Linked DNA regions of Homo sapiens: region 2 is linked to region 1. Evidence: read pairs that join two places in POLR2A ChIA-PET (ENCODE). Cell type or tissue: A673. All regions are shown on one strand. Each heading gives the region's core, and the rest is flanking DNA. Links, peaks and the distances in the headings are about the cores only.

Region 1 (15,807 bases), core at 3,182-11,181:
TGTCAACAAATGCTTCATCTTTCTCACATTAAAACAAGTAGCTTCTACCTCAGGCCTAGCTAAGATGTAAGAATAATCAAAGTTGTCACTTGCTGGTCACCTGTTTGGATGATACAGTTCTAGGGGCCTTCCATATGCCATCCAATTATTACTCATAAAAAAATCTTCTCATAGGGGTCAAGGGTTGAAAAACTACCTACTGGGTACTATGCTAACTACCTGGGTGATGGGTGCAATCGAACCCTAAACCTCAGCCTCATGCAATATACCCATGTAACAAACCTACACATGCACCCCTTGCATTTAATATGAAAGTTGAAAAAAACAATCTCATGAGACACACATGGCTAGCCTTATTTTATAGAAGAGAACACTAAGATTCAGAAAGGTTCAGTAACTTGGTATCAAAAATTAGCATGTGATATTGGAATTTGCACCAGATGCGTCTTTATTCTAAAGTTTGTGTTTATGGTTTCCATATTCTCTTCATTATGCTTGCCTTTTCAAAGACTCCTGACATTTGGACAGGGAAATGGGTCCTCTAGCTTCCTTTAATGTGCTTCCAAATAAATAACAGCTCCAAAAGGCATAACTGCTTGACTTAAATGGTAAAATCAGAGCTTCTTATGTTCCTTTTCATGACCATTTCTCACATTTGGCTTCCATATCCCTATAGGCAATGTTGGAATTGTGCCCACTCCCTAGGCAAGGGGTCATTTCACTGTTTCACTCCACTTCCCATAACTGGGTGTCCAGAGAGGCTGCTACTGCTGACACATCATCCTTGGCTGAACCTGACTGGTTCTTTGTTCTTAAAGACACTTGAGCCCTTATCAAGGTCAACAACAGTATCCATCTTGCTAACTATGGTGGTCAACATTCAGTCTTCTTACTTGTTCTATTAACTGCATTCAGTGGCTGATTAGCCCTTGCTTCACTCAGCTTCCAGGACATGATTCCCTGGTTGCTCCTCCTCAGACTGCTTTACTAGTTTCTTCTTGTCCTCCCAGCTTCCAAATAGTGGGAAGCTCCAGGTATCAGTCCTTAGAGCTCTTCTCTATCCACCTTCACTCCCTGGATGACCCATTCTTCAGCACGGCTTTAAATCCCTTCTATACATTGACCACGTTTAAACAAACATCTTAATCCTCTGCCTCTCTTCCCTGAACTCCAGACTGGTATATCCAACTGCCTGCTTATCTTGGATGTTTAGGAGGAAAAATATTCCAAAACCACACCCCTGGTTTCCTTTCCAAAGCTCCTCTTTTCACAATCTTCCCCATTTTAGTAAATGGCAACTCAGTTTATACACTTGCTCAGGCCAGAAACCTTACAGCCATGTCAATGTCCACTAATGTAAAATTCATCAGCACGTATGGGTGATGGCTTTGTCTTTACCTATAAGATATATACAGAAATCCAAATACTGCTCACCAGCTCCTCTGTGACCATCCAGGTTCCAGCTATCGTTATCTCTCACTGCAATTACTGCAATATCTTTTCAGCCATCTCCCTGCTCAACCTTTACCCCTTTCATTCTATTCTCAGCACCACACACAGACTTATTCTTTAAAATATAAGTCAGATAATGACATTCTGCTCAAAACCCAGTGAAATCTTCCTACTTACTCAGAGAAAAAGGCTAACTCCATACAGTGGCCTGACAGAATCTACAAGATTTCACCTCTCATTATTTCTCCAAGTCACCTCTGACTAATTTCTTCTCACTCTTCTCTGGCCTCCTTTGCTTTTCTTCAAATGTGTCAAGCACATTGCCACCTAAGGGCCATTGCACTTGCTGCTTCCTCTTCCTGGGACTGACTTCCCCTGTCTGCATGGGGAGCCTTTGTTTCTTTCAAGTCTCTGCTTCAATGGCGCTACTTACACCTTCTCTGACCACTCCCCACAACCCCTCCAGCCTACTCTGTCTCTTTTTCTCCACAGCATTTTCCACTTTTTGGCATATTTCTTCTTTTCTCGTTTTGTTTTATTTTCAATTTCCTGTCTGTTTTACCTAGAATGTAAAATCCTGACATACGAGTGTAACTATTTGGCGAGTGAATGGGCTATGCAATTTAGGGCTTGTTGGAACCCTCAATAACATCACCTCTTTCCCAACAAGGCTATCTCTTCCACCTAAACTTTAGATTTTCCCTTACAGTCCAATTACCATATATGTGTATCTTCTCATTACCCTGTATGTAGATCCTCAGCTCAATGGTGTATTCGAGGATCCAGGCTCTGTCCCCTTCCCCTTTGCCATCCTCAGTAATTAGCTGCATTCATATGCTTGTCTTTTCAATGACCCAAGGAGATTGCCATAGTTCCAGGAGTCACTTAAAGACAAAATAACATTTTGCTAAAGAGAGCGAGATTTCCTCCCATAATCTACTTTTCATCAGGGAAGTAAACCATTCCCTCTGGGAGGACTCTCAGCAGTCTTCCCTTTACTGTGTCAAATGCCCCATTTTTTAACTGCAAGGGAGGCTGGGAAAGCAAGCCGCTGGTGTGAGCAGCCTCTGCAATGGGATGCAGAAAGTGTGGTGGGGGTAGGGATGGTTGTTGGATAGAAAAAGCAAGTGTGTCTGTTGCAGTACACATTTTTTTAACTTCCGAGAAATTTTTCTTCTCCTCTTATTTGTCTTCTCTTATTCTGTTACAGACTCTTGTTCTTACTTTAGAGATACCAAGATTTTATTCTTTCTCCATGGGAATGTTAAACATAATATTTTGATGTTTTCTTCTGTTCTCTGTTCTCGCTCTATTTTCTTGGGGTTCCTTTTTTAGGGTTTTTTAGTTTTATTTTGTTCTGTTTCATCTGGTGTTTCATGCTAGACACTGTGCTCCTTGCTTCTAAGTGAGACACCAAAAGAGCTGATGGGAAAGAGTTATGTGTCCATCAGGGGGCAGAGATTGATGACAGATGGATTTACTAGTGGATTCCCATGGAGACAGATGTCCTTTTCAGTGGGGGAGTCCCAAATGCAATAGATGGAGGTCTTTTCTTTACAACCATTCAGTTTCCTCAAAGAACATTCACTGTCAAACCTCAGTGCCTCATTGGTGGGGGCTACGAGTGGTCACATGCCCGGCTGCTAAGGAAGAGAGCTGATGGTCTCAGAATCTCATATAAAAAGTTTAGCTGGATCTCCCCAGGCCTCTGTTTTACCTGGTGTCCGTGTTTTTGGTACTTTTTTGGTTCATTTTTTTCTGAAAAATTAATCTTCAGTTTCCTGCAATAGTGGTAGAAGGGGATGAGGCTGGGTGGGAGGGGAGGAGAGCTGTCACCTGACTTCCAACAATGGAAGTGGGGTGGAGGACCAGGGAGTCCCAATGATCTTCACAATGACATCATCTCATTGCCTGCTGTCCCTGACATTGCTGGAGCACTAAGTCTCTCAAGGCCTCATTTAACTGGGTTCTTCTTTGGTGTCATTCATTGCAGGCACTTGGGTCCAACTTATCTCCATGCCATTACATTCATGTTCTCTGGACCTGCTGTCTTCTCTCTTGTCCAGTTTGTCATATGAGGTCACTTTTAACTATATCATATCATATCATATCATATTATATATATCCATGTCATTTTAGTGGAGAATGCAAATCAAATATGTGTGGTTAATATCTTTTTTATTTTATTTTATTTTTATTTTAAGAAATGGGGTTTCACATTGTTGCTCAGGCTACAGTACAGTAAGGATTATAGCTCACCGCAGTCTTGAATTCCTGGGCTCATGGGATCCTCCTGCCTCAGCCTCCCAAGGGCTGTGACTACAGATGCATACCACCATGCCTGGCTAATTTTTAGATTTTTGTAGAGACTAGGTCTCACTATGTTGCCCAGGCTGGTCTTGAATTCCTGGGCTCAAGCAATCCTCCCCACTCAGCCTCCCAAAGCTCTAGGGTTACAGGTGTGAGCCACTATGCCTGGTCCAATCTGTCCTTTTTCAATAGACGTTCCAAGACATTAAAGATAATATAACTTCAAATCTGTCAGGGACCTTACAGATCTTGAAATCCAACCTCATCATTTTACAAATGAACAAAGGAAAACCCATAAAAATGAGTTCCTTGCCAAAGTGAACGGTGGTAATGGGGCCCTCCTTCTGGGAAGCAGTGTGGAAAGACTGTGGCCTCCATGCTCTTGAATCAGCCTGTGTAGTTTTACATCTTAGCCCCATTCTCGGCCAGCTCTATCTTAAACTGTCTGTGGATCACTTTCCTTACATGTAAAATGGGGATAATAAATTACTTTACTTATCAGGTTGTGGTGGGCACTAATGAAATAATATTTATAAGGCACTTAAAATAGTACTTTCAATAGTAATCAATCAATATATTATTATTAGTTTAAGTAAATCAAATTCAACTTTTAAAATCCTATACCTGGTACTAATAAACTAGAAAGATATCTTAGGATATATTAGAAATAAGTCTTTCTCTTAAAAATATACTATAAGGCTATAGTAACCAAAACAGCATGGTACAAGTACAAAAACAGACACATAGACCAATGGAACAGAATAGAGATTTCAGAAATAAGACCACACATCTACAACCATCTGATCTTTGACAAACCAGACAAAAACAAGCAATAGGGAAAGGACTCCCTGTTTAATAAATGGTGCTGGGAGAACTGGTTAGCCATGTGCAGAAAATTGAAACTGCACCCCTTCCTTATATCTTATACAAAAATTAACTCCAGATGGATTAAAGACTTAAATGGAAAACCCAAAACTATAAAAACTCTAGGAGAAAATCTAGGCAATACCAGTCAGGACATAGGCATGGGCCAAGATTTCATGACAAAAACATCAAAAGCAATTGCAACAAAAGCACAAATTGACAAATGGGATCTAATTAAACTGAAGAGCTTCCACACAGCAAAAGAAACTATTGTCAGAGTGAACAGACAACTTATAGATGGGAGAAAATTTTTGCAATCTATGCATCTGACAAAGGGCTAATATCCAGAATCTACAAGGGACTTAAACAAATTTACATTAAAAAAAAACCATTAAAAATGGGCAAAGGACATGAACAGACACTTCTCAAAAGAAGACATTTAAGTGGCCAACAAACATGAAAAAAAACTCAACATCACAAATCATTAGAGAAATGCAAATCAAGACCACAATGAGATACCATCTCATGCCAGTCAGAATGGTGATTATCAAAAAGTCAAGAAACGATAGATGCTGGTGAGGCTATGGAGAAATAGGAAAGCTTTTACCCTGTTGGTGGGAATGTAAATTAGTTCAACCATTATGGAAGACAGTGCGGCAATCCCTCAGAGACTTAGAATCAGAAATACCATTTGACCCAGTAATCCCATGGCTGGGTATATACTCAAAGGAATATAATAAATCATTCTATTATAAAGATACATGCACACTTATGTTCACTGAAGCACTATTCACAATAGCAAAGACATGGAATCAACCCAAATGCCCATCAATGATAGACTGGATAAATAAAATGTTATATATATATGTGTATATATATATGAGTGTGTGTGTATATATATATGTGTGTGTATATATATATATACCATGGAATACTATGCAGCCATCAAAAGGAAGGAGATCATGTCCTTTGCAGGAACATAGGTGGAGCTTGAAGCCATTATAGTCAGCAAACTAATGCAGGAACAGAAAACCAAGCACCACATGTTCTCATTTACAAGTGGGAGCTGAACAATGAGAACACATGGACACAAGGAGGGGAACAACACACACTAGGTCCTGTTGGGGATGGAAGATGCGGCGACAGCATCAGGATAAATAGCTAACACATGTGGGGCTTAATACCTAGGTGATGGGTTGATAGATGCAGCAAATCACCATGGCACACATTTACCTATGTAACAAACCTGCACGTCCTGCACATGTATCCTGGAACTTAAAATAAAATTCAATTTTTTTTTCAAAAAAGGAAATAAGTCATTCTAGTAGATGTATTCTGCATAGAGTAGTCTAACAGTACTGCTGATGGAAAAATAACTATCCCTGAAAAAGTCTACAATAATCTATCCATTTGATATATATTTAAATTTATCCATTAAAAGAAACAAACATGGAATTCCATAATGGTTTTCAAAATAAAATATTTCACTAATCTTCTAAAATTACTAACAATTCTGTTACAGGAACACTGCCTCAAAGCATCTAAAATGGTATTCTGTTTTGCAGATCTAAATTGACCTACACTGAAAGTAAGTAGCTTTTGCTTTAAGTATAGGAATAAAACAAGAATATGTCACTTTCATGGTTAAGTATTTCCCTGCCTACAACACAGCGGTTACAAGTGATTAAAAAAAAAACAAAAAAACAAAAAACAAAGGTGTCATTATCACTTCCTGAGTGATCAGGGCTCAGATATCGCTGGAGTAAGGGGTATGTTTAAAAATCATTTTTGTCCTAAGAAATTATCTTAATATGAAGATGAGGGAGAATATCACACATTTTCATTTCTCAGATCTCTTACACACGCCAATGTGAATTTTGGAAGTGTGAGTTGGGGCAGACTTCTGAGCCTGCCTTCTAGCTATCTTTCCTAATTAGAGGAGGATCCACACCCCAAAACAACACACAGAGGTCTATAGGGCACCAAAGCCCCCATCCCGGTCCTTCAACAGGGACTCCTGAGAGCTGCAGAGAGGAAGGAGTCATTCCAGGCCTCGATGATCACATGCTAACCAACACTTCCCACTGCTGTATTAGATTAGCATTTTTAGCAAAAGTACTGCTGACTCATCACCAACTGCTGGCCTTTTCCTTTCCACTCCTGCCTAGTCATTCCTCTCTGTGGCGTGGGCTGTGGGGGCCCTTGACGTACTGTTGTGCCCTTTTCCTCACCAAGAGTCATCCTGTTTTTAATGACATTATTCTCCTATTTGTCAATGTCTGTTTGAGTTCATTTCTGTTCTCTAGGAAAAAAAAAAAAAAAAAGCTAGGCAAACAAAAAAATGTCAAAACTGTCCTCCTCCAAATGAATCCCAAATTAATAAGTAGAAAATTAAATAATTCTTGTCCTTGAAAGCTACAGATTGTAAGCATGTTGAATTACCTGAGTGATTAACAATAATGCTGTGTTTAATAATGGCAAACTCATGCAAGAAAGGAATATACACTATGGGTTAAAACGACAATAAAACCATTAAACTCAAACTTTATTATAGTACAATGAGCATCATAAACAATTGTCAAAGGCATTATTTTTCCATAAATATTTTCCCCAAACCATTTTATTATATATCCAACTGTGTTGCTTTTTCCCACCAAATCCAAATTATTTCCTGGTAACTTTCCTAGACTTTAAAGTTCATGTGTTTTATAAAATACAAATGGAATATGTAATCTCAAAAAGATTTTCCTGGTCTTGATGCTAAATTTTACATTCTATATCAGTTACAAAATGTTGATAAAAATAACCTAACATAAAATAAGGATAATTGTTAATATTTTGCTGCCTGCAATTATTTTCCTGCAGAAAATGAGAAATTATCTGGGCATAATTAATAAAATACATCATTAGATCCTTTTTGGAAAAGATCAGGTATATATCAGTTAAACTGATTACCGCATTGATATGGTTTGGCTCTGTGCGCTTACACAAGTCTCACCTTGAATTGTAATAATCTCCATGTGTCATGGGAGGGACCCTGTGGGAAGTAATTGAATCACAGGGGTGGGGTTTTCCCATGCTGTTCTCATGATAGTGAATAAGTCTCATGAGATCTGATGGTTTTATAAAGGAGAGTTCCCCTGCATATGCCCTCTTGCCTGCCACCATGTAAGATATGATTTTGCCCCTAATTTGCCTTCTGCCATGATTGTGAGGCCTCCCCAGCCATATGGAACTGTGAGTCCATTAAACCTCTTTCCTGGGTCGCTTCCAAGATGGCTGAATAGGAACAGCTCCAGTCTGCAGCTCCCAGCATGATTGATGCAGAAGATGGGTGATTTCTGCATTTCCAACTGAGGTAGCTGGTTCATCTTATTGGGACGGGTTGGACAGTGGGTGCGGCCCATAGGGGGCAAGCCGAAGTGGGGTGGGGCATTGCCTCACCTGGAAGCACAAGGAGTTGGGTGATTTCCCTTTCCTAGCCAAGGGAAGCTGTGACAGACTGTACCTGGAGGAACCGTACACTTCTGTCCAAATACTGCACTTTTCCCACAGTCTTAGCAACTGGCAGACAAAGAGATTCCATCCTGTCTGTGCCTGGCTCAGCAGTCCCATGCCCATGGAGCCTTGCTCACTGCTAGCACAGCAGTCGGAAATCAACCTGTGATGCTGTAGCTGGGCAGTGGGAGGGTCGTCCACCATTGCTGAGGCTTCAGTATGTAAACAAAGTGGCTGGGAAGCTCAAACTGGGCAGAGCCCACCACAGCTCAGCAAGGCCTACCGCCTCTCTAGACTCCACCTCTGTGGGCAGGGTATAGCTGAACAAAAGGCAGCAGTCAACTTCTGCAGACTTAAACATCCCCGTCTGATAGCTCTGAAGAGAGCAGTGGTTCTCCCAGCACAGCATTCGAGCTCTGAGAACGGACAGACTGCCTCCTCAATTGGGTCCCTGACCCCCATTTAGCCTGACTGGGAGACACTCCCAAAAGGGGCCGACAGACACCTCATACAGGTGGGTGCCCTTCTGGAATGAAGCTTCCAGAGGAAGGATCAGGCAGCAATATTTGCTGTTCTGCAGCCTCCGCTGGTGATACCCAGGTAAACGGGGTCTGGAGTGGACCTCCAGCAAACTAAACAGACCCGCAGCTGAGGGGCCTGTTAGAAGGAAAACTAGCAAACAGAAAGGAATAGCAACAACATCAACAAAAAGGACATCCACACCAAAACCCCATCTGTAGGTCACCAACATCAAAGACCAAAGGTAGATAAAACCACAAAGACGGGGAGAAACCAGAGCAGAAAAGCTGAAAATTCCAAAAACCAGAGTTCTTCTTCTCCTCCAAAGGATCGCAGCTCCTCACCAGCAATGGAACAAAACTGGACAGAGAATGAGTTTGAGGAGTTGACAGAAGTAGGTTTCAGAAGGTCGGTAATAACAAACTTCTCTGAGCTAAAGGAACATGTTCTAACTCATCGCAAGGAAGCTAAAAACCTTGAAAAAAGGTTAGATAAATGGCTAACTAGAATAAACAGTGTAGAGAAGAACTTAAATGACCTGATGGAGCTGAAAACCACAGTACGAGAACTTCGTGACGCATGCACAAGCTTCAATAGCTGATTCGATCAAGTAGAAGAAACGATATCAGTGATTGAAGATCAAATTAATGAAATAAAGTGAGAAGACAAGATTAGAGAAAAAAGAGTGAAAAGAAACGAACACAGTCTCCAAGAAATATAGGACTATGTGAAAAGACCAAATCTATGTTTGATTGGTGTACCTGAAAGTGATGGGGAGAATGAAACCAAGTTAGAAAACACTCTTCAGGATATTACCCAGGAGAACTTCCCCAACCTAGCAAGGCAGGCCAACATTCAAATTCAGGAAATACAGAGAACACCACAAAGATACTCCTCGAGAAGAGCAACCCCAAGACACATAATTGTCAGATTCATCAAGGTTGAAATGAAGGAAAAAATGTTAAGGGCAGCCAGAGAGAAAGGTTGGGTTACCCACAAAGGGAAGCCCATCAGACTAACAGCAACAAAAGCCAAAATAGACAAATGGGATCTAATTAAACTAAAGAGCTTCTGCACAGCAAAAGAAACTATCATCAGAGTGAACAGACAACCTACAGAATGGGAGAAAAATTTTGCAATCTACCCATCTGACAAAGGGCTAATATCCAGAATCTACAAAGAACTTAAACAAATTTACAAGAAAAAACAACCCCATCAAAAAGTGGGCAAAAGACATGAACAGACACTTCTCAAAAGAAGACATTTATGCAGCCAACAGACACATGAAAAAAAAATGCTCATCATCACTGGTCATCAGAGAAATGCAAATCAAAACCACAATGAGATAACATCTCACTCCAGTTAGAATGGCTATCATTAAAAAGTCAGGAAACAACAGATGCTGGAGAGGATATGGAGAAATAGGAACACTTTTACATTGTTGGTGGGAGTGTAAATTAGTTCAACTATTGTGGAAGACAGTGTGGTGATTCCTCAAGGATCTAGAACTAGAAATACCTTTGACCCAGGGATCCCATTACTGGGTATATACCCAAAGGATTATAAATCATGCTACTATAAAGACACATGCACACATATGTTTATTGTGGCACTCTTCACAATAGCAAAGACTTGGAACCAACTCAAATGTCCATCAATGATAGACTGGATTAAGAAAATGTGGCACATATACACTATGGAATACTATGCAGCCATAAAAAAGGATGAGTTCATGTCCTTTGCAGGGACATGGATGAGGCTGGAAACCATCATTTTTAGCAAACTATCACAAGGACAGAAAACCAAACACTGCATGTTCTCACTCATAGGTGGGAGTTGAACAATGAGAACACATGGACACAGGGCGGGGAACATCACACATTGAGGCCTGTGGAGGGGGTGTCGGGGGCTGGCGGAGGGATAGCATTAGGAGAAATAACTAATGTAAATGTCGAGTCAATGGGTGCAGCAAACCAACATGGCACATGTATACCTATGTAACAAACCTGCACATTGTGCACATGTACCCTAGAACTTAAAATATAATTAAAAAAATAAATAAACCTCTTTCCTTTATAAATTACCCAGTTTCAGTTATGTATTTATTAGCAGCATGAGAACAGATTAATACAAGCATATTTTTTGTATATATACATAGCATGCTTAAGTTTCATGGGACCAGCAAGCTTTCAAATGATAAACGGAGGAAATGCAGACAACGTGAAATACAACTGAAATCTTCAGGCATCTGTTGTGATTAATACTAATAACACATACACTTTCTTGTGGGTCTGACCCTTCCTAGTTTCCAGCTTCCTCCCTCCTAACTGTTAAGTCACTTGCTCCCTATCCTATCCCCACTTCATCTACTGGCTCGACCTCATCAAATCGCTAGGAAGAAATCCGACCTTAGGTGGGGTTGGAACTCTGTGGAACTGCTAGGCAGCCAACTGGAGTCTGATGCCCAGCAACTGAATGTTATGCCTCTCACAATGGTTTTGGTCTTTCTGCTCTGTTCCCAAGTTCCAGTATCCACTGTGTGCTCTGGATTTGTCCCTTGTCCTGTGCCCACGTCTCTTCCTGGGAACTTGCCCAGTACTCCTGCAGAACTAGAGGGCTTTCTTCTCCTGCCAGTCCACCTCCTAGGGACTGGAGTCCTTTTCCTCTTCCACAGATCCAGGAGACAGACATGGTGTTAAAGGACCTAGTTTGGATGTCACTTCTAGCTGTGTGTTCTTGGGAACCCAGCTAACCCCTCTGGCCTCCATGCTCTTACCTGTGAAACTTTATAAGGATCTTGCAAGGGCTTAATAAGCTAATAGATATAAAGCACTTAGGACAATAGTTGGCCCTAAGTACTCAGTGAATATTATGTTTTATTAGCAGTGGTACCAACATACACAAGTGGGCTGATACTGGCTACCTAATACTTGGAGTTCTGAAGGCTGTGATCTTTCATCCATCTTTTTTTGAGACGGAGTCTCATTCTGTTACCCTGGTTGGAGTGCAGTGGCACAATCTCAGCTCACTGCAACCTTCCCAGCCTCCTGAGTAGCTGGGACTACAGGCGCCCGCCACCATACCTGGCTAATTTTTGTATTTTCAGTAGAGCTGGCATTTCACCATGTTGCCCAGGCTGGTCTCGAACTCCGGAGCTGAAGTGATCTGCCTGTCTCGGCCTCCCAAAGTGCCGGGATTACAGGCATGAGCCACTGCGTCCGGCCATTTCATCCATCTTTCAACTACTTATGACCCCTGCTGCACTGGACTTCAACTCACATCTGTAGCAGAGTGAGTCCATTCCCCGAGATGTCTGCTCCAGGGCCGGGTCCTGTTCCTGGTCCTGGATTCAACCCCAGCCTGTTGCAGTCAGCTAAGTTGAGCACAGCTCTGTCCCCAGAGTGATCTCTCAACACTGGATTGATACTATAATTTAATAATTCCTTCTGCATCATTCTCTTATTTTCCCTCTCAGTGTTTGCTTTTCACAAGGAAAAACAAACTCTAATGAGAATCTCTCTAGAGGAATAAATTTGAATATGAAGAATGTATGTCAAGAAAATGCATGGATATTTATAAAATAAAAAGGCTGTAAGGAGTGATAACAAAAAATACTGAGATTAACCTTATTACATAAATGGGCTTTGGTTTCACTTTAAAAAAAAATTTCACTTCATAGAATTAACTATCTCAGAGTAAACTTGCCTAGAGCAATGCTAGATGATCTCTTTTTAGGCCAAACTAGATATTTGTTTCATGCCAAGTTTCTTCATCCATGCCCTGCTGAAAGCCCATCATAAATACCTCTTAAAAACCAAAAGTCAAAGAGAAAACAGGACTGTCAATACTCTTTGTTTCAGTACACATAGGAATAAGACAGATGTTTCAGCGTTTCTATCCAGAGGTCACAGAGAAATTATGTTCTGGTTTTCATAAATACTTCTGATTAATTTTTAATGATTTATATGAACTGATTCAAACCACCCAGGCCTATTCCTGATGTACTCTTTAGTTAATAACTCTCCCTTTGAAGTCTGCAAAAATGTTTTGAGGATGTTAAAAAATATTTTAGACACTAACATGGAAAAAATCTGTAGCTTCAAAGGAAATACCCAACTGTTTGCAAAAGAGTATTGAAGTGATATTGCGGGACCCAATTTTTTTTTTTTTTTTTTTGAGACAGAGTCTTGCTCTGTCACCAGGCTGGAGTGCAGTGGCGCAGTCTTGGCTCACTGCAACCTCCACCTCCTGGGTTCAAGAGATTCTCCTGCCTCAGCCTCCCGAGTAGCTGGGACTACAGGTGTACACCACCACGTCCAGCTAATTTTTGTGCTTTTAGTAGAGGTGAGGTTTCACCATGTTGGCCAGAATGGACTCTATCTCTTGACCCTGTGATCTGCCTGCCTCAGCCTCCCAAAGTGCTGGGATCCTACAGGCGTGAGCTATTGCACCCGGCACAGGACCCAAGATTTTTAAATGACCAAAGAGTAAAGACAATGTTTTCTGTTATATTTCAGCTATTTGAACACTTGCAAATAAAATTGCTGAAAAAGATGAGGCGCTACCAATTTTCACTAACTCCAAGTTACACATTTTTTGTTATAATATCTCCCAAATCAAGATGCATCTTACATACAATCCATGTCAAATCATGGCTTAATTTAGAGCATTTTTTCTTTCATAGTGGTACATAAAGTAACAATCTATGATGCCTTTAGATTTAGTGAAATATGGTAAGTTTTAGAATTTTTGTGGTCTCTCATCTTCCCTCTTCTAGTCCTTTATTTTCTTCTATTTTCCTATTTCTTTATTTTTCCTCTCCATTTTTACTTAAAAATATGTATGTGTGTGTGCATGTGCTTACCTATAAACCTACTTTGGACCCATCTGGCACCCCCCCACAACTGAGGAACTCTTCTACTATCTTCAAAGAATTGGAGTCTTTTTTCTTCACCCAAAGCCCAAGGTGAGACTCTGCTAAACACAGATTTCCTGTCTCAGAAAGAAAAGGAGGCTTTCTTTTTCTTTTTTTCTCTTAAGACAGAGTCTCGCTCTGTTGCCCAGGCCGGAGTGCAGTGGCACAATCTCAACTCACTGCAACCTCCACCTCCCGGGTTCAAGTGATTCTATTGCCTCAGCCTCCCAAGTAGCTGGGATTACACGTGCCCACCACCACGCCCAGCTAATTTTTGTATTTTTAGTAGAGATGGGGTTTCACCATGTTGGCCAGGCTGGCCTGGAACTCCTGACCTCAGGTAATTGGCCCATCTCGGCCTCCCAAAGTGCTGGGATTACAGGTGTGAGCCACCGTGCCAAGAAAAAGAAGCTTTCGGCTGAGCGCAGTGGCTCACGCCTGTAATCTCAGCACTTTGGGAGGCCGAGACAGGCAGATCACGAGGTCAGGAGATAGAGACCATCCTGACTAACACGGTGAAACCCTGTCTCTACTAAAAAACTACAAAAAAATTAGCCGGGCGTGGTGGCGGGCGCCTGTAGTCCCAGCTATTCGGGAGGCTGAGGCAGGAGAATGGGGTGAACCCAGGAGGCGGAGCTTGCAGTGAGTCGAGATCGCAGCCACTGCACTCCAGCCTAGGCGACAGAGGCAGACTCCGTCTCAAAAAAAAAAAAAAAGAAAGAAAGAAAGAAAGAAAGGGAGGCTTTCAATTCCAGGCACCCTTGCTACTTGGAAACAGTTCAGCAAAAGTTCACCCTGGTGTAGGGTAAAGACTACTCACTAAAACTAAAGACACTGAACCTGGCTTATCCATTCTGTTCCCATTCCTCACAAGCACAGATAACAAGAGCTGACTGATTTAAACCCTTTGTTCTGAACTGTGGGAATGAGAGAGAAAAAATGTATTTAGCGTTTCTCTTCCCTCAAGGGAGCAGGTTTGTGGCTAACCCTTAGCTCTAATGAGCTTCTTTAATACGAACGCCAGCTTCCCCAGGGGCCCACATCCCCTGTGTGGCAAATCTCTCGGCCCTACTGTGGTTACACTGTGAGTTGTATTTTAGCTCCAAAAAATCTCTTGGTGTTGCCAACATGCAGGAATTATTCATACAAAGCAGGGCACATTCAAACAACATGGGGCAGGATCTAGGGCAACTGTGGCTTGCCTAAAATAACATTCATCCTCAATTTTTAAAGCCTTGAAGTTGTAGTTTGAAGATTGTATTTTGTACAGAGGTTAGCTAACCAAATTGGTGGGAAACAATGAGATCAGAATGTTGCACCTCTGAATTACACTTTATCCTCACATTGGATTGCATATAAATTAATGAGCTTTTAAACCAGGGCAACATTTGAGAGAGAATAAAGGGAAAAAACTTGGCAAATAATGCATCCACATACAAAAAAGCTGTCTAAAAAGTCACTTGCTGGCACCTAACAATACTTCCCTCAAATCCTCCTGTTTTTCCACTCAAAGTCCCTTAGAATAGATATCCCAAAAGGCCTCCCACTTCCACCCTGATAGAGCTTTCTCAAAACACACTAAATCTGATTGCAGTCCTAGCTGTTTGGGAAGTTGAGGCAGGAGGATCATTTGATCCCAGGGAGGTTGAAGTTGCAGTGAGCTATGATCACACAACTGTACTGCAGCCTGGGTGATGGAGCGAGACCCTGCCTCTAAACACATGTACACACACACAAACACACACACACACACACAATCGGGTAGCTCAAGGGACTGCTGAATTATGCCTGTTTCTCTTTGATTCGAGTCTCTATATGCTCAGGAGTTAGTATGAAGCCTGAAGCTCAAGGTTCTTTCCGAATTTTTCTGGATTTGGCCTCCTAAAAGCAGCAAGCAAGCTTTAAGTGAATCCAGAGAACAAGCAGGTAGAGTGAAAGTTCATGTCTTGTGGAGTATCTCCATGGTGCAGGGCAGAAAGAGGAAAAGCAAAGCATAGTTTTCCATAATTTACAGAAAAACCCAGTGTTAATATTCATTTTCTTAGAAGGTACTACTTGATAGCTTATTAATTCAACATATAAAACATTTCAGAAAAAAAAGCAGGTAATTGTCTATTTATGGATATTGTCATTCTTCCAGCAATAATAGAAGCTGGCTTAGCCGGGTTAGGTGAATGTCAAAATAAAGCTCAAGAAAAAATAATGCTGATTCATTTGGTCAAATGTTCTTCCTTTTAGCCTAATTTATC
Region 2 (15,807 bases), core at 3,653-11,652, 150 kb before region 1:
TGCCTCTACTCAGTGCCTTCAAAGCTATTATTTCATATATTTCATCTGTCTTGTTGTTGTTTGGTTGCTTCATGTGTTAGAGTAAATCAACTTCTATTTCTCTATCTGGGCTGGAAACAGAAGTCTCTGGTTTTGTTTTGTTTTGTTTTTAAATGCTATTTTAAGTGGATTTTATAACATTAATTTTCTAATTACTTCTAGAAATACAATTGATTTTTGTATATTGACCTTGTATCCTCCAAATAGTACGGTTTTAACAAGATTATTGGATCATTCACATACACACATCTGAAGAGAGGTAAATATAAAGTGATTGGGGGATTAAGGAGCAAGAACTCACAGTATATAGAAGAAATTACTAAAAGAGCTGCAAGGAAGAGGTGGGATTTGAAGGATATATAGGATATGTTATAAAGAAAAGCTGCAGCATGAACAAAGCACAGAAGGAGGCCTAATCAAGGGCTGAGAAGTTCAATTTGAATTAAAGGTCAGTTTTGAGCAGAAGATTTCAGAAAACCGAAGTCGCTACACATATATTATGTATATGTATATATAACTGCGATAAGAGAGTCTTCTCAGACCAGGTTAAATCTTTCAAGATAAGTTTTATTTTTCTTTCATAAAGTGCTCACAATTCGAATTAACTTTTTTTAAGCCTATATCTGTAATGTTTATCTTCCACAAGAGACTGAAAATTCAGTGAGGGCAGAAATCACTCGTTTTCACTTTTTGTTGTGTTTATGGCATTTAAAAATAAATATTCATTGAATTAATTAATAAATGAGGCTGGGCGCAGTGGCTAACACCTGTAATCTCAGCACTTTGGGAGGCTGAGGTGGGTGGATCGCCTGAGGTCGGGAGTTTGAGACCAGCCTGACCAACATGACCCTACTAAAACTACAAAAAACATTAGCTGGGTGTGGTCATGGGCACCTGTAATCCCAGCTACTTGGGAGGCTGAGGCAGGAGAATTGCTTGAACCCAGGAGGTGAAGGTTGCAGTGAGCTGAGATCATACCATTGCGTTCTAGCCTGAGCGACAGAGCAAGACTCCATCTCAAAAAAATAAATAAGTAAATAAACAAAATGAAACTAGGATAAGCAGAAGTATGAATTTAATTTTATGTGCAAATGGGAGTCTTCAAATGTGTTTATTGGCTGGGCATACACCTATAGTCCCCCGACTTGGACGTGCTGGCATACACCTATAGTCCCAGCTACTCGGGAGGCTGAGATGGGAGAATCACTTGAGCCTGGGAGGTTGAGGATGCAGTGAGTCGTGATAGTGTTACTACAGCCCAGCATCCTGGGCAACCAAGGGAGACCCTGTCTCAAAAAAATTACATAAATAAATACATAAATAAATAAAAATAAATAGAAGTATTTGTTTTGGGGGATGATATATGTAGAGTTATGCCTTAGGAAGATTTTTTCTGGCAGCATATGGTGAATAAATTAGAAGAGACCAGGCATAAGGACAGCAGTTAGTAGGCTACTTTAATTGTTTATTTTATTTTGTCTTCCAGCTTTATTAAGGTATAATTGACAAATAAAAATTATATATATTTAAAGTGTACATGTGATGATTTAATATATACTGTAATAGTTTAGACAGGAGGCAAGGTGAAACTGAACCATGGCAGTGACCTAAAAACGGGATGGAAATGGATACAAAAGATTCTGTAGAGGGAAAACCAGTACAACAGAAATCGGAGATGAGAAGAAATAGAGAAATCAGTGACATACCTGACTGACATTTTGGGAGCAGAGAATTAGGAGGAAAATGGTGCCATTCACAGAAATAGGAACCTAACAGGAAGAGCTGCTTTGAGGAGGTAGCTATCAATCTTGAGTGTCGTTTACCTATGCGCTTTGTAGGTGAATCTATTGATCAGGCAATTGGAAATGTAGTTCTGGATCTCAGAACTGAGTAGTGGTTTAGAGACACTGATGTGAGAATCATGCCCCTAAAGGGGACATTTAGTTCTAGGATACTGATGAGGTTAGTGAGAGAGAGAGAAAGAGAGAGAGAGACAGAGAGAGAGAGAGAGAGAGAGGTAGACAACACAGTGGAGAATCCCAAAGAGACAGATTTGGGGGCATAAGCTTTAGGAGGCAGAAGGATACCAACAAAGGATATGGATTAGTAAAGTTTTCCAGAGTTGGGAGCAGACTCTAGAGAGCGTAAAGGAAAGGAAAAGACAGCGCTCTGAAAGTGAAAAGGTTGGCATCTAGAGTGCCAGAACTAGGTCTCCACTCCAATGACATTCCTGACAATGTCCCCTAACATCACACTACATCCTGTTCTTTGTAACATTCTTCAGAAAAATAGATTTGTTCTCAGGCCTATATTCTGTTTTCACTCATGTCATTCTTGTCTGTTTTGCTAGGAAACCTGTGGAAACACTCATTTTGGATGCTGCCGGCTCTTGTCAGTGACTTCGAAAGAGAAAAGACTCTGAATCTGATCATCATTAGAGGGTGGTGGTGGTTAAAATAATATAGGTTAATAAATATTTTTAGGAGCTTTCTCTTTCTATTAGAGCAGCAGATACAACTAACAAGTACATCAACTTTTCCTCGCCAATTCTTTAAGTAAATTAAACATGCTCTATATTTGTTTAGGTTTAAACTTGATTAAGACATATATGTATTTTCTTTCTTCATCTAATTAGTGATTTACTGTTATTATCTGAAAGTCATACAAGACTATTTAAAGGTGAGTAACATTTTATGAGTGCACTATATAGTACTATAAGGCCTGGAACAGCATGTCTTTTGTTCCAAGACTGTCAAATATGCATCCTGAAAGGCAAAAGTGTGCAATGAGGGGTGCAGAGAATTCTGACTTTCTGATTTCCTTTTTTTTTTAACCTTAAGAAAAAAGAAAGACATTGGAGATAGTTAAGCTGATGGACTTAGTTTCTGCCTTAAATAAGGAACTAATATGGGACAATCATGTGTGCTATTGTCATTTTCAAAAACTAGAACAAATAAACAGACAAACAAACAAGAAGATAACGGTTCTACCCACGGAATCCATTGTTAGCATCTGTGAGAAGAATATTGAGTCTGCTTATTTCTGTAATGGGCATTTCTACGTAGGAAGAACTGACCCCATCATAAGCAAGTGTCATTGAAATACTTTCTATTAGTCTAGAGAAGCTCGCAAGTTCATTTAGTTCAGAGAAGAGTTGCAATTATTGTCCTGAAAGAGCTAGTGTGTAGACCTCGAAAAGAGGGTAGCCACTTTAAGGGCAAGAGATCTCTTTATAATGCAGTCAATAAAGGCAAATACATGTTCTAAAATGTAAGCTTAGTTGTCTCACTACTGCCCCAAGCATAATTCTAATACCAAAGTTTTTTTTTAAAATATATTTTAATTTTTTAAAAAATACAGCTGGGTCTCACTATGTTGTCCAGGCTGGTCTTGCACTCCCGGGCTCAAGTGGTCCTCCTCCCACCTTGGCCTCCCAAAGTGCTGGGACTATAGGCATAAGCCACCACATCCAGCAAACACCGAAGTTTTGAGTAGGTTGATTCTTCTTTGAGAGCCTCTGTTCTGTGCGTATATTAACACCTTTTTCTAGGTTTAAAATTTATTTTTATAGGGGCCAGGCATGGTGGCTCACACCTGTAATTGCAGTGCTTTGGAGGGTCAAGGCAGGAGGATTTGCTTGACGCCAGGAGTTTGAGATCAGCTTGGGCAACATAGCAAGACTCTGTCCCTACAAAAAATAAAAACTAGTGTAGCCAGGCATGGGGGTTTGCTCCTATAGGCCTAGCTACTCAGGAGGCTGAGGTGAAAGGATTCCTTGAAGTTCAAGGCTGCAGTGAGCTATGATTGCATCATTGCATTCCAGTCTGGGTGACAGAGGGAGACTCTGTCTCTAAAAAATAATAATAATAATTAATAAAAATAAAAATTTATTTTATAAATAGATGCCTTTTTTTTTCAAAAGAAAACAAGGACAATTTTAAGAGCATTTCCATGGATATTCCCTTTTCCCTTGCCAAAAAGTAATGAGACAAGCCTACAGGCTCAGTTCCATTTTGGTCAAATTGCAAATATGTGACATTTTAGGAATCTTGGGCTGTTTTATTCTTCACACCCATTTAATCACAGTTTGCTGACTGGGGTTTGATGGAATAAAGTAGTTCTGTAGATTCACTGCAGTTCTGTTTCTGGGATTTTGTAGCAACTATGGTTTCAGAGGAGAATGGAAAAAATAAACACACTTAGCAACTCAAAGGCCAGCTGACTTAAAACTGGCTTGGACATTCTGGACTCATCACCATGACTTTTTCAATTTTTTTTTTTGTTCTACATTGTAAACAGACTAGTGTGGATTCTTCTTTTGTATATTTATATTTAAGGAAGGACCAGGTTGGAAAATTCCTCTTGTGGTATACATTTATATAACTTTTAAAAACAAAATAAGGCCAGGCACGGTGGCTCACGCCTGTAATCCCAGCACTTTGGGAGGATGAGGCAGGTGGGTCACTTGAGGTCACGAGTTTGAGACCAGTCTGGTGGTGAAACCCCGTCTCTACTAATAATATAAAAAAATTAGCCGGACGTGGTGGCATGCACCTGTAGTTCCAGCTACTCGGGAGGCTGAGGCATGAAAATCGCTTGAAACCGGGAAGCGGAGGTTGCAGTGAGCCGAGATCGCGCCACTGCACTCTAGCCTGCGTGACGGAGAGAGACTCTGTCTCGGCAAAACAAAACAACAACAAGAAAAAGAAGTCACAGTTTTCATATGTATTAAAACTGAAAGCAAAGACTTGAAAGAAATGTATTTATTGACTAATGACACCATTTCCTTCCCATTTAGGGGAAAATGGATAACAATATCCTTCACCTTAAGAAAGATTCTCTAGTCTAGAGTGCCAACGAGCTTTAGAAAACATTAATTTAGACCCAGAGACCTGGGGTATGTATGGTGGCTATTGTATTGACTTACATTGTAGGTATCAGAGGGAGAAATGTGGCACAAAACCCTAACTAGTGAAGGTTAATTTAGTTACCCAAGTTTATGCACAAGCATAGCTGGGAGGTTGCCCATTCACTGTGTCTCTTCCTTGGGTCTCCGCAAAACTCTTGAACTTGAACATCCATTATTATGGTGCATTCAATAATTCCTATGATACTTACCCAAAAATACATATGTTTCCTTTTCTCTTTCTTCCTTTTTCTTTCTTTCTTTTTTTTTCTTTCTTTTTTTTTTTTTTTTTTTTTTTTTGAGACAGAGTCTCACTCTGTTGCCCAGACTGGAGTGCAGTGGCATGACCTGGGCTCACTGCAACCTTCACCTCCCAGCTTCAAGCGACTCTCCTGCCTCAGCCTACTGAGTAGCTAGGATCACAGGCACCCATCACCATGCCCAGCTAATTTTTAGATACATATCTTTTAATATAGTCTACATTAAAACTATTTTAAGGACTTGGGCCATATTGAAACAGAACAGTTAGTTTGGAGGGCCATTGTATGGAGTGGAAAATTTGCTGTTGGGACTATGGAAACAATTCAGGCTACATTCTTGCCTGAGTCCTGAGACATTCAGCACAGCATTTTAACACATCCTTTGACATTGATTTAGAAAAATGGCAAAAATGAAAGGTATGGTGGATATCTTTATGGAGCTCACCAAAATTTATCTTCCATTCTTCTGTTTAAAGCACTCCAACTTGTTTTGGAGGAATCTTTTTGCTAACCCAACGGATAGCAGCCATGAAATTGTAGTCATTACAGTGAAATTGCCCCAGGGGTGAACCTGATTGGCTTAAACCAATCAGAACATCCTATCTCTCTAGCCATAAGGATTACTCAGATATGGATATAATCACATTTGCAACAATGAGGCATAACAATATTATAATGAAACTTCTGGGAAAAAAGTTCCCTCACACTTCTAACAACCCCAAAAGAAAATTCTTCCTCTAGATGGGATGGGAAGGTTTTTACTTCTACAGCTATTGTTGCTACTGTGAATGAAGCTGACCTTAAGACAAAACTGAGACATTGGGAGGAGCAGGGAAGAGAGAATTAGAATGAAGTCACTAGAGCCACACTGTCCAGTAGAAATTTCTGTGTTGCTGGAAATTTTCTATATCTGCACTACCCAATATGGTAACCACTAGCCACATGTGGCTACTGAGCATTGAGTTGTGGCTACTGACAGAGGAATTAAGTTTTTAAGTTAGCTAATGAAAATTTAAATTTATCGAACAGTGAATCACGAGGTGGTGCACATAATACCTATGAATAGATCCATATGTCACCTAAACAAAAATCTGTTGCCAACACACACAAGACATCTGATTTTCAGAAAGAATGGATATATTAGATTTATGTGTTCATTCAAAGCTGTTATGGCAGTTAACTTTTGAGCAAGTGACTAGAAGATCAATATCCACTACTCTTTTTTTTGAGACAGAGTCTTGCTCTTGTCATCCAGGCTGGAGAGCAATGGTGTGAACTCAGCTCACTGCAACCCCCATCTCCCAGATTCAAGCAATTCTTCTGCCTCAGTCTCCCAAACAGCTGGGATTACAGGTGCCTGGCACCGCGTCTGGCTAATTTTTGTATTTTTAGTAGAGATGGGGTTTTGCCATGTTGGCCAGGATGGTCTCCATCTCCTGACCTCGTGATCCACCTGCCTTGGCCTTCCAAAGTGCTAGGATTACAGGCAAGAGCCACTGCGCCCAGACCTCGTGATCCACCCGCCTTGGCCTCCCAAAGTGCTGGGATTACAGGCATGAGCCACCGCGCCCAGCCTACTCTTTTTTACATCTGGCATTTTATAGCTGGGAGGACTTGGGCAAATTATATCAAATCTCTGATACTTCAAAGATTAAATGAGATAATCCATATAAAGGACTCAGCATGGAATCTTGCCTGTAATAAATATTCAATGAATGGTAGCCTGCTGCTACCACTGCTACTTACCACTGACATAATATAAATGACTGTCCACCTTTTAGTACCTAGAAATGCCTATATCTGACAGTAATAGGTCACTGAAACATGAACATATCAAAGTTGGAAGAGAGCTAGAGAGCAAGTAATCCAAGAAGATATCATTGCAGAAGGGTAAATTAACTCTCAGTTGTCAAAATGACCAGGCAATTAGTAGAGCACAGAAGAGACATTACAGCCAAGACCTCCTGGCTCAAAATTACAGCCAAGACCTCCTACTTTTTATTTTTGCTTCAACTTTTCCCAGATTTTTCAAACTGCCTGGCATTCTCTATTCAACTTAGCAAACAGGTTAATACTAGTGACTTAGAGAAAATTCCATTCATCTTCTAGGCAGTTTTACAATAATAAGATAATCTTCTCAAGACCATTTAACCTCACGGTTGACTCTAGTTTCACTCTTCAAGACGTGGTGGGAAGGATTTTGCTGTCAGTGTTATTGAATGCCTGAATCATAGCTGTGTCTAAAAGATTTCAAAAGTTCAAGCACTGTTTTGATCTCATTCTCTATTTCCTTTGAAAAAAATGTTCTTAGCAGGGGAAAAAAAAACCCTTTTTCTTGAGTTTATAGCACTGTATCATAATGGTCAAAGGCAGAATTGGGTAAATTCCTCAATGAGTTATGTATTTTCCTCTTTAGTTCCTTCTCTTGTCCGCAGGCCACCATTTTATAGCTTTCAAACTGGAGCCAACAATACCTAAAGTCTAAGTTCCTACTGATTCAATACTGAACGACTTCATCTTTGAGTCAAGATGGCAGGACACCAGGGCACCTATAATTTATGACTACATAAACAGATACTGTTTGTTCTACATTGACAAATTTTGGAGTTTCAAAGTCATTTCAATCCTTCTTCACATAGCACTGTAGGGATAGACTGGTTGGAATGTAAGTTTTGAAGCTGCATCATCTCATTAAAAATTATTGTTAGACTATAGTCCTATTAGATTATGATCAATACTTTACAACTAGAAAGTCAGAATGAGAAGGTGAGACCCCATTTGAGTTAATTTTGCATTATGTTGCTTCTACATGGATCTGTTTCAAGTATCATTTAAGCCACTGTGTGAAATTGAGTTTGAAATGAGAAATGTCTGATTTATAAAGATCTTTTTACCTTACCATCCATCCTAAGCCATACCAGATGTTCTAAGATACTCACCTCAATTACCACATAAAGGAAGAGGTTCCCATACTTCCACATTCTTTCTAAAAACACATGTTAGCAGTTCATTGTTTCCATGGCTGTAAGAGACATAAGTGTGTTCCTGGCACTTTGGGAGGCGAGGTGGGAGGATTGCTTAAGTCCAAGAGTTTGAAACCAGCCTGGGCAATATGGTGAGACTTCATCTCTAAAAAAATAAATAAATACAATGTGTTCCTAGTGCTTTACATTTCTTCCCTTCTCCTACGATAGGTTAGGGGTACAAACATTTTCTCCAAATCAATGTATGCCTTTTGTTAATGCCAACGGATTGTTTTTCTCAAACATTACTATAAATGGTGATTAGACTTCTAAGATGACCACACAAAAGAAGTATGTCAATTACTTTAGCGGTTATCTCGGCTTTGGATGGCTGGGATGGGAACTAATGATGAATCTCAGAATTATTATTTCTGGGAAATGTCACCCATGCTCCAAAATGCAGACTATGAATCTTAAGAACATAACCCATATGGAAGTTGGGGACTTCTTATACTTCAATCAGGTTTCAAGTCTGGATGGCATTTACTTAAACATTTTCTTAACAATATAATTTGGTGTATGGGCAACAGTGCAAACTCAAATAATAGATTCTAAAAATATAATAATGAATACATTATATGAAAAACTTCAAAATATAAAGCATTAATGCAAATGAAAGACTACCAGACATATTAAGGAAGGCATTCTGATACTGGTAGCCAAAAATATGTCTTCTTGGAGAAATAAATGTTATGGTTGATATATACGTACAAAAGATGCAATGGGTCAATGTTAATCATATCGCCCATTGTACTTTTATACTTTGAAAGCACTGAAAGATCCAGTAGTGAGTCATAACTGTGACTTCCAAACTAGATCAATTTTGAAGGAAACTGATTCCTGAGACTAGCTGATAAATGTCATTTGTAATGGGAAACATTTGCTTTCTGGCTAGTTTAGCGCATTTAGGTAGACAGTAATGAGTTGCAGCTGAAGGGTGGAGATCCTCTAAAAAGAAGTATATTTTTTCTTTGCCAAATATAATGAAAAAAGTATTTCTTCCAAGTATCCCACTATTGATAGTCATTCAAGAAAGATTCTTGCAATGTGACTCTTTCACAGAAAAAGAAAACCCACTGGAAAATCAGAAGAGAGAATTATTACAGCCCAATAAATAGTATGGAGCTGTAAGAAGAATAATCAACATTTATCACTATAGAAACAAAGATACAAATTAAAACAAAGAAGAAATATAGCTTAATGTACAGGAAAATAAATGTATGATAAACCACATATTAGCGTGGACTAGCTTATGTTTTAATTACAAATACATCCCAAATCTCAGGTGCTTAAGACAGCAAAGGCTTATTTTTCATTATGCTACATGTTTAGCATGGGTTTGCAAGAATGCTTTGCTCTGTTATTTTCTTAATCAACATGGGACATGGAAGGGAGCAGTAAGGTACCTGTCACTGGCAATGAAATGCCTCCCCCAAGAAGAGTCCACACATCACCTTCAGTTTCATTTCATTCGCCAAAGCAAATCACATGGCAATGAGCAATTTCAGTAGAACAAAGTTCAGTTCTACCATATGCCTAGAAGAAAGCAAATTAGAATATCTGAGAACAGCTGTTTGACACACTTACAAAAGAAAAACTAGTTATAGGCCAAGGACCATTACATGCAAAGAGAGTCTACAGAACTATTAATATCAACCACTGGAAGGTATTTGTTGACAGCAAAAAAAAAATAATTTTCAAATTTACTACTAATCAATACATGAACATGAGGATCTAGAAAACGTATTGCTTAGGTTGAAAAGAAGGACATAAGTCATCATGAGAAATGGTCCTAACATAAATTTCAGGCAAAACTTTATTGGTCTGGCCAGGCAAGGTGGTTCATGCCTGTAATCCCAGCACTTTGGGAGGCGGAGGCGGGTGGATCACCTGAGGTCAGGAGGTCAAGACAAGCCTGACCAAGGAGGCGAAGGTTGCAGCGAGTTGAGATCGCGCCATCGCACTCCAACCTGGACAACAAGAGCAAAACTCTGTCTCAAAAAAAAAAAAAACCAACCAAACAAACAACAAAAAAAACTTTATTGATGACAATATATTTGCTTATGAACTCAGCAAGTCAAGGATGTTTTCTAACCAGTTTTATTAGGAAGCCTGGTCTTTGTTAGTAGACTTCAATCTCTTATTTATTTATTTTTTGAGACAGGGTGTCACTCTGTCACCCAGGCTGGGGTGCAGTGGCACAATCAGAGCTCACTGCAGCCTCAACTTCCCGGGTTCAAGTGGTCTTCCCACCTCAGACTCCCAGGTAGCTGGGACTACAGGTGTGCACCACCATGCCCAACTAAGTTTTGTATTTTTTGTAGAGATATGGGGTCTCACCACGTTGCCCTTGGACTCCTGGGCTCAAGCAATTCACTCTCCTTGGCCTCCCAAAGGGCTAGGATTACAGGTAGAACCACTGAACCTGGCCTTTTATTTTTTTCAAGCCAGGAGAAACTCCTTCCCCCCTACCCAAATAAAATCTTATGTAGCACCACAGATATAAAAACAGAGTAGTAGTAGAGTTACTTAAACTGGGATTGGACTCCACAGTGGTCCTGAGACACTGTAATACCCTGGAATATTCTAGAATATAGTTTTACAAAACACTTGTCAATAGAAGAGTGTTCTTTGATTGTTAAACGATTAGAGCTTTAGTTTTCAAGAATTAAGGGCCAGGTGGTGGCTCATGAATACATAATCCCAGTGATGCAGGAGGCTAAGGTGGGAGGATTGCTTGAGGCTAGGAGTTCGAGATCAGCCTGGGCAATGTTGTAAGTAATTTTTGTCTTTACAAAAATTAAATCATTTTAAAAATTAGCTGCATGTGGTGGCATGCATCTGTAGTCCCCACTACTCAGGAGACTGAGGTGGGAGGATCTCTTGAGCCCAGGAGCTCAAGGCTGCGGTGAGCTATGATTGCACCACTGCACTCCAGCCTGAGCTACAGATTGAAACTCTGTCTCAAAAAAAAAAAAAAAAAAAAGTCAAGAATTAGAAGTGTAATAATGGGGCTCTGTATTCATTTCTATGTTAACCTATTTACTATGTTTTAAAGAAGTAGTACAATATTTATTCTCCAATTTAATTATGTGATTCATGTAATTATATTATTTGTATCTGTCTGTGGTTGTGTTATATAGACCTTAGTAATGTGTGTGTATGTGTGTATGACTGAAAGAAAAGTTTCACAAAATAAAGCCTGCACTTACTACATGCAATAAATTCTGACATACTCTCTTCTTTTCTATGCTATTTTTAAAAAATGCTATTTTCAGTCAATAAAATTATTTCACTATCCAGTGAAGGATCACCACCACAGTTTGAAAAAGCCCAGCCTGAGAGAACTTTCTAGTTGCTAAGCCACAAGGATCTAGCCTGCTAAACATTTCCACTGGTGGTTTGAATTAGGGCATTGATTGCACATTGATCATGTCTGTAGATGACATGAAGCTGGAGGATGTAGCTAATATGACCTTAATAGGCTGCAATAATGGGTCCAAGAAAGCGACTTGAGGTTAAAAAGAACTAAATGTAGAACTCTACACTTGTGTCTAAAAGATGTAAGCCATATATACCAAATAGAGGAAATATTTAAATTTTATTTATTTATTTATTTATTTTTTGAGACAGGGTCATGCCCCGTCACCCAAGCTGAGTGCAATGTCACAATCTTAGCTCACTACAACCTCAGACTCTTGGGCACAAATGATCCTTCCACCTCAGCCTCCTGAGGAGCAGGGTCTACAGGTGCACGCCACCACACCTGGCTAATTTTTAATTTTTCTGTAGAGACAGAATTTCGCTTTGTTGCCCAGGCTGGTCTTGAATTCCTGGCCTCAATCAATCCTCCTGCCTCAGTATTGGGACTGTAGGTATGAGCCACCACATCCAGCTAAAATTTTAGTTTATTTTTGTGGAAGGAGATATGGCATAAAAGTGAAATATATGAAAAATATTTCAGGATTTTAATTTACTATAGGCACAATATAAGTCACCAGGGTTAAGTGTTTGCTAGGTAAAACTGAGATGAAAAGCAATCAGAGTCCTGAGAGCCTTCTCCGAGGCCAGAGCTCACCTGGACCCTTTTTAAAATTAATTAATTTTTTTTTGAGAAAGAATCTTAACTCCGTCACCCAGGCTGGAGTGCAGTGGTGTGACCTTTGCTCACTGCAACCTCCGCCTCCCGGGCACAGGTGATTCTGCTGCCTCAGTCTCCTGAGTAGATGGGATTACAGGCGCTCACCACCAAGCCTGGCTAATTATTTGTATTTTTAGTAGAGACAGGGTTTCACCATGTTAGTCAAGCTGGTCTTGAACTCCTGGGCTCAAGTGATCTGCCCGCCTCAACCTCCCGAAGTGCTGGGATTACAAGCATGAGCCATTGCACGCCCGGCCTCACCTGGAGCCTTTGCCTCTCTCTTTTTCTTTTTATCCCTGGAGCCTTTTGTTTCCTTTTTTTTTTTTTTTTTTTTTCTGAAACATGGTCTTGCTTGTCACCAGGCTGGAGTGCAGTGGTGTCATCATGGCTCACAGCAGCCTTGACTTCCTGGGCTCCAGTGATCCTCCTGCCTCAGCCTCCTGAGTAGCTGACACTACTGGTGCTCACCACCACGCTGGGCTAATTTTTGTATTTTTTTTTTTGCAGAGACGGGGTTTTACTATGTTGCCCTGGCTGGTCTGGAACTCCTGAGCTCAAGCAATCTACCTGCCTCAGCCTCCCAAAGTGCTGGGATTACAGGCATAAACCACTACTCTCAGCCTTCGTTTCTTTCTTGGGACCACATTTTAACCAGGGGGGATATGACAGATGAGAACAAATTCAATAGGGATGGTAGGGAAAAATGACATCACATAAGAATAGTTGAAAGAGCTAAGAATGCAGAACCTGCAAATATCAGACTAAAGAAATAACAATCGTCCGGGCACAGTGGCTCATGCCTGTAATCCCAGCACTTTGGGAGGCCGAGGCGGGCGGATCATGAGGTCAGGAGATTGAGACCATCCTGGCAAACACGGTGAAACCCCGTCTCTACTAAAAATACAAAAAATTAGCCAGGAGTGGTGGTGGGCGCCTGCAGTCCCAGCTACTCTGGAGGCTGAGGCAGGAGAATGGCGTGAACCTGGGAGGTGGAGCTTGCAGTGAGTCTCAGAAAAAAAAAGAGAAATAACAGTCCAGGCAGGGCGCAGTGGCTCATGCCTATAATCCCAGGGCTTTGGGGGGACGAGGCAAGGAGGGTCGCTTGAGGCCAGGTATTCAAGACCAGCCTTGGCAACATGGTGAGACCCTGTCTCTACAAAAAAATTAAATAAATAAATAAATAAATAAAAGAAATAGTGATCTCCAAGTATCGGAAAGTCGAATATGAAATCCCATCAAAGAGGGATTATACCTGTTCCCTCTTCTCCCAGAAGGCAGAACCACTCATTTGTTCATTCCTTCATTCCTTCCTTTATTTATTCATCCAACGAACATCTGTTGAGCACCTACCACATGTCTCTTAGACCAGGTATCTCTTCGTAGTACAGAGTACAAAAGCAACTCTCCCTGCCCCTAAGAATACAATTCAGTAGGAATGAAGGACAGCATCCAGTTTTCTGAAACTTGTGTTGGTGTCTTTTGTGGCAACACTGTTTCTTTGGGCCCACATGAGCCACTGAGGATGTGTGGCCTTCCATGTGTGATTGTTTTGTTGTCCTGACATATGGTCCGTCTGCTTTATCTGGTCATGTCACCATCCAGTGAAAGAAAATCTTTCAGGAGCCCCCGGATACCTTCAGGATAAAATCTAAAATCCAGCCAAGCATGGTGGCTTATGCCTATAATCCCAATGCTTTGGGATGCCAAGACAGGAGGATGGTTTGAGCCCAGGAGTTTGAGACAAGCCTGGGCAACATAGCAAGATTCTGACTCTACAAAAAATTTAAAAATTAGCTGGGCGTGGTGGTGCACTCCTATAGTCCCAGTTACTTGGGAGGCTGAAGCCAGATATCGTGGGGCCAGGAGTTTGAGGCTGCAGTGAGCTATGATGGCACCGCTACACTCCACCCTGGGTGACAGGGCAAGACCCCATCTCTAAAAATAATTTTTTTTTTTGAGATGGAGTCTTGCCCTGTGGCCCAGGCTGGAGTGCAGTGGCACCATCTTGGCTCACTGCAACCTCTGCCTCCCAGGTTCAAGTGATGCTTTCGCCTCAGCCTCTCAAGTGGCTAGGACTACAGGTGTGTGCCACCACGCCCAGATAATTTTTGTATTTTTTAGTAGAGACAGGGTTTCACCTTGTTGGCCAGGCTGGTCTCAAACTTCTGACCTCAGGGGGATCTGCCCGCCTTGGCCTCCCAAAGTGCTGGGATTACAGGCGTGAGCCATCTTGCCCGGCATAAAAATTAAAAAAAAAAAAAAATCAAATGGCTCCCAAGGCTTGTTTTCAAAATCTCTCTTTACTTTTGTCAGTATCTCCTGCCATTCTCCTAATATACACCCCACACTCCTGCCATTAAGAATTAATTTCCATACTCAGTGTGTGCCAAGGTTTCTCTCTACCTTCACAATCCTGCCTGCCCTTCCCCTACTCAGCCCCTGGCTGACTCCTGTTTGTTCACATGACAGCTCCATCACCACCTACACCGAGAGGTCTTCCATGATTCCCATTGGCCATGTTTCATGAGCTCTTCCTCTGGGTGTTCAAGGTACTCCATGAATAGTGACTGTCTGATCCTTATCCTCATTACCAGGCACAGCAGGGGCATGGAGCTGGTCCTCAACAAATGTTTAACTATATCAATGAATGAGGCTGAGCATGGTAGCTGACGTTTGTAATCCCAGTGCTTTGGGAGGCTGAGGTGAGAAGACCTCTTGAGGCCAGAAGTTTGAGACCAGCCTGGGCAACATAGCAAGACTCCATGTCTACAAAAAGAAAAAAGAATGAATGATGCAAAATCACTCCATTCTCACATTGCTATAAAGAGACTGGGTGATTTACCTGAGACTGGGTAATTTATAAAGAAAACAGGTTTAATTGACTCACAGTTCAGGAGCTGTTCAGGAAGCATGGCTGGGGAGGTTTCAGGAAACTTACAGTCATGGTGGAAGGCCATGACCGTAACAGGAGGAAGAGAGAGAAGGGGGAGGTGCTACACACTTTCAAACAACCAGGTATCGTGAGAACTCACTCACTATCACGAGAACAGCAAGGGGTGACTCCGCCCCCATGATCCAGTCACCTCCCACCAGGCCTCTCCTCCAATATTGGAGATTACAATTTGACATAAGATTTGGATGGAAACACAAATCCAAACCATATCACTCTGGAAGTTCAGATTGCACCAAACAGACAGCTATTTATAAAGATTAAGGTGTCATTGACTTTCAACTTTGGATAATGAATCTAAATAAAGGAAATATGAGAGAGATCCTTAGCAACTCCACTTCTTCTAAGCTCAAGACCACTGTTGGCTGGAAATGCTAGGGCTGTTAGTGCTTTCCTAAACCTGCATCATGGAGACATAAAAAGAGGGTATGATGAATTATTGACAGTCATGATCAGACGGTTATCTCCATTTTCTGCTTTGGAAGTCA

The links. ChIA-PET counts read pairs that join two places held together with the same protein. Peaks named below come from ENCODE experiments on the same cell type or tissue, not always from the same donor. Only the 100,000 strongest peaks of a DNase experiment are listed, where the experiment ranks them.
Region 2: POLR2A ChIA-PET joins it to region 1 with 12 read pairs; 2 of 35 experiments call an interaction of 5 or more read pairs at or near these places.

The regions. Positions count from the first base shown.
Region 1 is chr10:24,914,782-24,930,588 of GRCh38, forward strand. All of the region lies in intron 3 of PRTFDC1 (phosphoribosyl transferase domain containing 1), which reads right to left. Among named protein-coding and RNA genes, the nearest start is that of PRTFDC1, 30 kb to the right of the region's middle. RefSeq lists an enhancer at 6,679-6,823 and a cis regulatory region at 6,746-6,756. In A673, for the core only: no CTCF peak of the experiment used is centred there; a DNase peak (open chromatin) is centred at 6,750; H3K27ac peaks cover 1,045 bases.
Region 2 is chr10:24,768,318-24,784,124 of GRCh38, forward strand. LOC105376456 (a long non-coding RNA gene) reads right to left here and starts at 9,857. Exons shown (of 3, transcript XR_930757.3): 1 at 9,635-9,857; 2 at 8,145-8,334. In A673, for the core only: no CTCF peak of the experiment used is centred there; no DNase peak of the experiment used is centred there.